Regions from separate parts of the Homo sapiens genome. Here region 2 is linked to region 1. A link is a contact called in ENCODE Hi-C or POLR2A ChIA-PET data. All regions are on one chromosome and are shown on one strand. Each heading gives the region's core, a stretch centred on a gene start or an enhancer-like site at or near the end of the contact. The rest is flanking DNA. Distances are from core to core; before and after follow the strand shown. Region 1 holds the start of FOXD3 (forkhead box D3). Region 2 holds the start of WLS (Wnt ligand secretion mediator).

Region 1 (3,748 bases), core at 500-2,999:
GAAACTGTCTAATGGGGATGAAAGTCAATCTGTGTGTCTCAATGCCTGTAATGAAGCAAGTTTACAGATTTTTAAATTTTTATTTTTATTTTATTGAATTATTTTTGGTGTGTCTAGGCCAAGGAAAGAGGAGATCGTGGGTGGGGAAACAGACTGAGGGAATCAGAAGCACCACTGTCCATCCGGAATTAAATCCACATCCCAGCATCTTCTGCAAATATTTCACTAATTATTTCCTCTCGGAACTCCTCCCCTCGTGCTCCTTCCTCTGGTGAGGCCGGCGCTCCCCTCCCAGGCCGCAGCGGACAGACAGGGATTGGGTTCCGTGTGCCTGCCACACCAGGCAGGCTCTTGCGGCTCCCAACTAGGCGGCCTAAATGAGGGAGGAAAGAGGAGGCGCATCGCTGATTCACCGCGTCAAGAGCACTGACTTTCCTTGGAGGTGTGAGGTCCACGCACCCCAGCCACGCACTTGGGGGTCGGTTTGCGGTGCCTCCCCCTCCAGTCCCAGTGAAATCCCCACAGTTTTTCCTACTATCACTGACTTGCCTTGCACTCCGCGTGCATTGGCCACACATCCTCGCCTCCTCCACCCGCTCCGCCGCCGGTTTTCTTGGAAGTTAAATCTTGGAGGATTTGTCCACACCTTAAGAGAAGAAAATCCACGTTAGCTGGCAGCAACGGAGATCCCAGCATGCTGGCATGCCCAAGTCTGCCCAGGTTCCCCCAAGGCCATGCCCGCCGCCCGGGAAGTCACTGCCCGCACCCCTCACGTTTCTTCAGCCGCCCCTGGGCGCTGCGTCTAACCTGAAGACACCAGGCCTCTTCCCGGATCCACTCGACTTACCCAGGCCGCTGCCAATCCCAGCTCCTTCCCCAGCGCCTCATTTCCGATTTTTTCATATGCTAAGTCGTTTAACAACTCCAAGTAGCCAGTTATGGCTTCTTTATTTATAGGTTCCCTGCTATTTTACGTCGTTTTTATTTCTCTCGGCAACTATTCTAGTAGATTAATCAATAGCCATTTTCTGACCTTCGGGAACCCCAGCTGATGCTTTTTGTGGCCGCACGAAAAAATACATACAGGAAAACACGCCCGCATCAAGCCGGGAAAGAGCAGGTAGGACCTGAGTGGTTTGGTTGGGGGAGGGGGAAAAAGACATCTCAGCAGGTGTCTTCCCCGGAATGAGCACTGAGGCCAGAGGGGAATCTGAAATCTAATTAGCAGGAGGGAGCCGGGTGCGCTGCTCTTACTCTTTAAAGCTAAAAACAATGAAACAAAAAGCAAAACAGAGACTAAGTTTTGCTTTTTAAAACACGATATGGGAACCTCGTTCTAGGTCGCCCAGTCCCTGTCTAAGGAGTGTGACAAAGTGGGGGGGAGAAGGGCGGAAGGGAGAGGGGGCGGGGAAGGCAGGGCAGCGACAGTCGCACAGTCCCGCGGACGCTCCCAGGCCCACGCCCTGACTCGCTCACACCCACCCACACTCACACCCACCCGCTCCCTGGGCCCCAGGGCCCGGATCCAGCCTGGGTGGGGGGGTCTCCGGGCGGGCCGCAGCGCCCTCCGTGCCCCGGGGATGCTGGCGCACAGTGCGGAGCGGAGTTGCGCGTCTCTCGTCCCTTTGTTGACAATTCCCTGAACCAACTTGAGTTTGGCCGGCTCGGCCGCGGCCCTGACGTCACGCACGGTCACGTGGCCCCGCCTCCCGCTGGATCTTTAAGTAGAAAGTAATCTATCAGGCCAGTCCTTAAAACGGGACTTTCGACTACCGGGGCTTCGGCGTCCCTGACACCCAGCCCCCTGCCCCCCCGCTACTGTCCCTGCCCGCGCCCTCCCGAGCTGCTCGGCGCCCGGCGTCCCGCGCCCGCCTGGACCGCTCCTGCGCCCCACGCCAGGGCCAGAGGCCGAGGAAGGCGGGCTAAGTGAGGGGGCGCGGCGTGGAGAACCGCCGGGGCCGGGAGCGGTAGCGAGCGCCTAGTACCGAGCGCCAGGGACGGCAGGAGTTCGCGGAGCGCGGCCGCTGGGGGCGGACGGCAGAGCCCGCGCCACGCGATGCGGGGCCGCCGAGTGTGAGCTGAGCCCAGCGGGCCCCAAGCCACCTGCGGCCCCCTCCCCTCTCCCTGCCCCCCATCTTTCGGGGGCACTCAAACCCTCTTCCCCTGAGCTCCGTGGCAGCCCCCGAACACCCTCATCGCCCGCTGCCCCCTCCCCGCCGCCGCTACCAACCCCGAGGAGGGATGACCCTCTCCGGCGGCGGCAGCGCCAGCGACATGTCCGGCCAGACGGTGCTGACGGCCGAGGACGTGGACATCGATGTGGTGGGCGAGGGCGACGACGGGCTGGAAGAGAAGGACAGCGACGCAGGTTGCGATAGCCCCGCGGGGCCGCCGGAGCTGCGCCTGGACGAGGCGGACGAGGTGCCCCCGGCGGCACCCCATCACGGACAGCCTCAGCCGCCCCACCAGCAGCCCCTGACATTGCCCAAGGAGGCGGCCGGAGCCGGGGCCGGACCGGGGGGCGACGTGGGCGCGCCGGAGGCGGACGGCTGCAAGGGCGGTGTTGGCGGCGAGGAGGGCGGCGCGAGCGGCGGCGGGCCTGGCGCGGGCAGCGGTTCGGCGGGAGGCCTGGCCCCGAGCAAGCCCAAGAACAGCCTAGTGAAGCCGCCTTACTCGTACATCGCGCTCATCACCATGGCCATCCTGCAGAGCCCGCAGAAGAAGCTGACCCTGAGCGGCATCTGCGAGTTCATCAGCAACCGCTTCCCCTACTACAGGGAGAAGTTCCCCGCCTGGCAGAACAGCATCCGCCACAACCTCTCACTCAACGACTGCTTCGTCAAGATCCCCCGCGAGCCGGGCAACCCGGGCAAGGGCAACTACTGGACCCTGGACCCGCAGTCCGAGGACATGTTCGACAACGGCAGCTTCCTGCGGCGCCGGAAACGCTTCAAGCGCCACCAGCAGGAGCACCTGCGCGAGCAGACGGCGCTCATGATGCAGAGCTTCGGCGCTTACAGCCTGGCGGCGGCGGCCGGCGCCGCGGGACCCTACGGCCGCCCCTACGGCCTGCACCCTGCGGCGGCGGCCGGTGCCTATTCGCACCCGGCAGCGGCGGCGGCCGCGGCTGCTGCGGCGGCGCTCCAGTACCCGTACGCGCTGCCGCCGGTGGCACCGGTGCTGCCTCCCGCTGTGCCGCTGCTGCCCTCGGGCGAGCTGGGCCGCAAAGCGGCCGCCTTCGGCTCACAGCTCGGCCCGGGCCTGCAGCTGCAGCTCAATAGCCTGGGCGCCGCCGCGGCCGCTGCGGGCACAGCGGGCGCCGCGGGCACCACCGCGTCGCTCATCAAGTCCGAGCCAAGCGCGCGGCCGTCGTTCAGCATCGAGAACATCATAGGTGGGGGCCCCGCGGCTCCTGGGGGCTCGGCGGTGGGCGCTGGGGTCGCCGGCGGCACTGGGGGTTCAGGGGGCGGCAGCACGGCGCAGTCGTTTCTGCGGCCACCCGGGACCGTGCAGTCGGCAGCGCTCATGGCCACCCACCAACCGCTGTCGCTGAGCCGGACGACTGCCACCATCGCGCCCATTCTTAGCGTGCCACTCTCCGGACAGTTTCTGCAGCCCGCAGCCTCGGCCGCCGCCGCTGCTGCGGCCGCCGCTCAAGCCAAATGGCCGGCGCAATAGGGACGCGCCAATGGCCGGGACCCAGGGTCCGGCGGCGGCCTCGAGCAACAAATGCACCTCCAGGCTGCGC
Region 2 (4,073 bases), core at 909-3,408, 4.9 Mb after region 1:
ACACAAGATCCAATGGCATCTAACTGCAACTGCTCATCAAGGGAGACAAGAGGTGTAATTGTAACCGCTGCATAATCACTGTGAGGGCACAGGGAAGGCTGCCTTCAGCTCCCAGCAGAGAAGGTATTAAGAGCCTCGAAAAATCCAATACGGGGAAACGAGATTGCATGTAGCCAAACAGAAGCTCCTAACACAAAAGCCAACCCGTGTGTGTGTGTGCGCGCGTGTGTGTGTGTGTGTGTGTGTGTGTTGAGGGTGAGGGTTCCAGAAAGAAAATGTGAAGCTGTTTGGCCCACACTGGGGATAAGAGATTGTTTGAAAACTCTGAACCCTTTTCTGTTTTGTGGATAAATGCACACAGAGAAAAGAGCACTGTCTCCTTTAGGTATTTCTCTCCTTGATGAAGCTTCACCCACTCTCCTTTGTTTAAGACAATTGGCTTGGATGTTACCGTGATTTACAGTACCAAACTCCCTTTAATTTGTTCCCATCAAACCCAAGTCTGGAGACAAAACGCCAAGCACACGACTGGAGGTGCCCAAGCCTGTGCAGCTCTGGCAGCGACGCCGCCGGCGCCCCCGGGCGTTTTCCCCGCACCCCACATCGCGTGGGCGCCCGTAAAGGCACGCGCGGAGAAAGCCCCTCCGTGGACTCCCCACTCCGCAAAGTTTAACAAAGCCGTGAAGTAAGGAAACCGAACCTCCCGTCCGCGCCCGCTGCAAAGTTGGCATTGAAGTTTGTGCCGGGATGTCCCAAATCTTGAGGGGGCGGGGGGCGCGAGTGTGCAGAGAGGCGGGAGGATGGATGCAGATGGGGAGACAGTGAGGGGAAGGGAGTTTTTCCGAGTGGACGGTCCGTGAGGCGGTTTTCTTCACCCGGAAGCCTGTTTGACTCAGAGAGGTCCGGGAGGTGCACGCCAGGGGAGGTCTCCCGGGGCGGGCGCTGTCGCCGAGGAGGCCGGCGAGCTGTCACCTGCGGGGGGCTGTGGTGGGAGCTGAGGGCGCTCTCCTAAGCGCCAAAAGAGGACGGGGACATTCACAGTCACCGGCTCTCGGGGCTCTAAGTAGTGGGGGAAGGGATATTCACGAGTGGGCAGGAGGCCAAAAGCAACACCTTTCGGATACGCTTTTCCCCTCCGACCTCTCCAACTTCCCGCGGCGCTGGTCAAGGACTCCCTCCCACCCCACCCCATCCCACCCAACCTCCCGGCCGACAATTCGGACCTGTCCACGGCAGAGCGTGGGGTGGAGTGCGGCGGGAAAGCAGAGGGCGCGAAGGTCGGGACCCCAAATTGCAAACCCTCAGCCCCTAGCAAAGACGACCAAATGCATTTACAACCGTGCAAGTATCTCAGCCTTGTAACAGAGCTCCGGGTTTGCGCCGGGCACAGTTCCCCGACTCTTCTGTTGTTCCTAATAAAGTCGATTACGTTGCCCTCCCGGAGCTGATTGGAAGGGAACCGAGAGGAAAAGGGGGGGAACGCGGGAAAAAGCGGGGGGGGGGGGGGGCGAGCAATCAACTTTGTAACCCAGCGCTTCCTCGCGCGATCCGTCGCCATGCTTAAGATTCCCACCCCCGCCGCCCCCCTCTTGCCTTTCAAGTGGATACTGAAACTAGGCCAAAACTTTTTCCCCTCCTTTTCTCTTAGCCACTAGACTGGATTGTGCCCCACGGAGCCCCATGGAGCTCTGCTTTCTTAAGCACAATAGCCGGACTAATTAGATCATAGAAGCAAGGCAGTGATACTGTAACAAGTAGCCCAAGAGGCAAAGAGGGAAGGGGCCCGAAAAGACAGAAAGGGGGAAAAGTTTGCAGCTCTCCGCACTTACCAATCAAGCCTCCCACCAGAAAGGCGATGATTTGGAACACGAGCAGAATCCCACCAACAATGCACAGCTTCTTGGTGCTCATGTTTTCTATAATTGCCCCAGCCATTTTTGCGCCCCCCCTTTTTCTTTTCTCCTTGAAATAAATGTTTTAGGGTGAGCTTTTTGCTCCCTCCTCTCACACACTCCCTCCTTCCTCGCCTCCTTTCTGGGCGCTGCAAAACTTCAGAGGTGCTGGAGCGCGGCGAGGATGGGACCGGGACGGAAGGCGCCCGCACGGATTCCCCCGGCGCAGCCGGCTCGGGTTCCCCCAATGCCCGGAGCTGTGATTGTGGCCGCTCCGCCGCCTGTGGACGCTTAAAGGAGCAGGGAAGCGGATCACATGACGCCGCCTCCCTCCCTTTCTTCCTCCCTCCCTCTCGCGCTTCCTCCCTCCCTCCCTCCCTCTCTTCCTCTACCCCTTGCCCACCAGTTCGGGGCTCAGAGCTCTGGCGGGTGCTGGCGCCTGGCTCCCGAGTCTGGCCTGCAACCTGTCTCTCCAAGGTCTGATGCCATTTAGGGGTTGCTGTTGATGTTAAGCGGGTTCCCCCTGCCCAGCTTCTCACAGGTTTCCTTTTCTGGTTTCCGAAGTGCGAGATTTAAATCACCGGTGGACCGCCTTGCAGACCTTTAACTTACGCGTTGACTTTAGGAAATGGTCCCCACCCCACCCCCAACTGCTAGAACTCTCTTTAGGAAAGAGGAGGAGAATTTTTTTTAAAAGGACCCAATAGATGCCTAAGTCAAAACACAGAGATGCGGAATAAAGTCTCAGCTCGACTTCTTTCTACCAGATTCCCAGCCTCGGTTATTGGGCACATACCCAGCTAAATTCCCCACGGCGCCCCTTGAGGAAACTTGCTCTCCAGCCAAATCAGACCACTGTTCGTTACTCCAGCACATGTGCTTCCACAGCCTTAACCCTGGTTATTGCCTTAAAGAGAACATGTTCTACTCCATCAATGTTAAACCTGATCCAAAACCAACTAGTGTTAAAAAATCTTTCTAATTTTCCACACCACCTCCATGCAGTATCTCTGGGAACTGAGCCCCTACAATCCTGTATTTACATTTTTACCTCCTATTGTAAGGATTTGTGTACACGTTTGTCTCCACCACTGAGCTGTAAACTCCTGGGGAATAGGGACCAAGTTTTTTTTGTTCTTTGTACCCCCCATGGTGCCTAACAAAATGCTAGCTCTAGTAGGTGCCCCATAATCTTTTGTGGAATGAATAAGTGAATGTGAAAGCAAGCCCACAGTTTGTATTTCAAAGGTCTAAAGAGATCTTAGTTGGTTTAGAGGGTACCTATATTAAGTTACAATGTTTGTTGTCTCTTTGTGAGAAATCATATATTTATATTTATACTTAACTTCCATAAAAAGAGGGGCGGGGCTCCCGATAGAGATTTCCTGCTCTATCAAGCCTAAATTTCTGGGCCTGGTTTTTCCATGTTTCATAAACTGGCCGCTTGGCCAGTACAACTCACCTTACTCAATAGACCCTTGGTTTGGTAAATACCCCACCCTGCTCCCCAAACGTGCAGTTTCTACCACCACCACCCACACATCTTGTTTCTTGTCCCTCCCATCCTTACACACCCTCTTCATGCCAAGAGACTATTTTTCCCAGTCCTCTCTCCTCCTCTACTCTGTTCCTGAATTTTCATTGCCCTTATAAAAGATGTCATGCAGGTTACACTTAATAGAAGCATTCATTTCTAATCTCCAAATAGAACAGAGACTTGTCAAGGACAAGCACCAAACTTTATGCATACAAAACTCCATCTCTTCAACATCTAATAGTTCTTAACAGTTCTGAGGATATACACATCATTATGTGTCACATAAGGATGTTTCAGTCAACAACAGACCGTGTGTGTGACAGTAGTCCTATAAGGTTATAATACCATATTCTTACAACACCTTTTCTATAGATATGTTTAGATACACAGAGTGCTTACTATTGCATTACAGTTGTCTACAGTGTTCAGTACAGTAACATGCCAGACAGGTTTGTAGTCTAGGAGCAATCAGCTACACGGTGTAGCCTAGGTCTGTAGTAGGCTATGCTACCTAGGTTTATGTAAGTGCCCTCTATGACATTTGCACAATGACAAATCACCTAACAACACATTCTCAGAAGGTATTCCCATCATTAAGCAATGCATGACTGTGGTTGCTGTTTATCTATTCTCTCATTCAACTC

Evidence for each region. A loop is a pair of places that touch in the nucleus more often than their neighbours do. ChIA-PET counts read pairs that join two places held with the same protein, here RNA polymerase II (POLR2A). Pooled maps may share reads with other maps.
Region 2: a loop to region 1 is called in a map with no recorded cell type, with 13 times the contacts of the local background. The contact joins the promoter of WLS here to the promoter of FOXD3 in region 1. A Hi-C loop is called at or near these places in 1 of 37 single-sample maps with no recorded cell type and 4 of 50 pooled maps. POLR2A ChIA-PET finds 5 or more read pairs at or near these places in 1 of 52 experiments (WTC11).

The regions. Positions count from the first base shown.
Region 1 is chr1:63,320,818-63,324,565 of GRCh38, forward strand. It overlaps FOXD3 (forkhead box D3), which reads left to right and starts at 1,750. Exons shown (of 1, transcript NM_012183.3): 1 at 1,750-3,748. The coding sequence starts at 2,242. The coding sequence ends at 3,678. It overlaps FOXD3-AS1 (FOXD3 antisense RNA 1), which reads right to left and starts at 3,624. Exons shown (of 3, transcript NR_121637.1): 1 at 3,538-3,624; 2 at 550-646; 3 at 67-373. RefSeq lists silencers at 1,358-1,667, 1,788-1,867 and an enhancer at 2,191-2,880.
Region 2 is chr1:68,230,365-68,234,437 of GRCh38, forward strand. WLS (Wnt ligand secretion mediator) reads right to left here and starts at 2,159. Exons shown (of 12, transcript NM_024911.7): 1 at 1,830-2,159. The coding sequence starts at 1,935.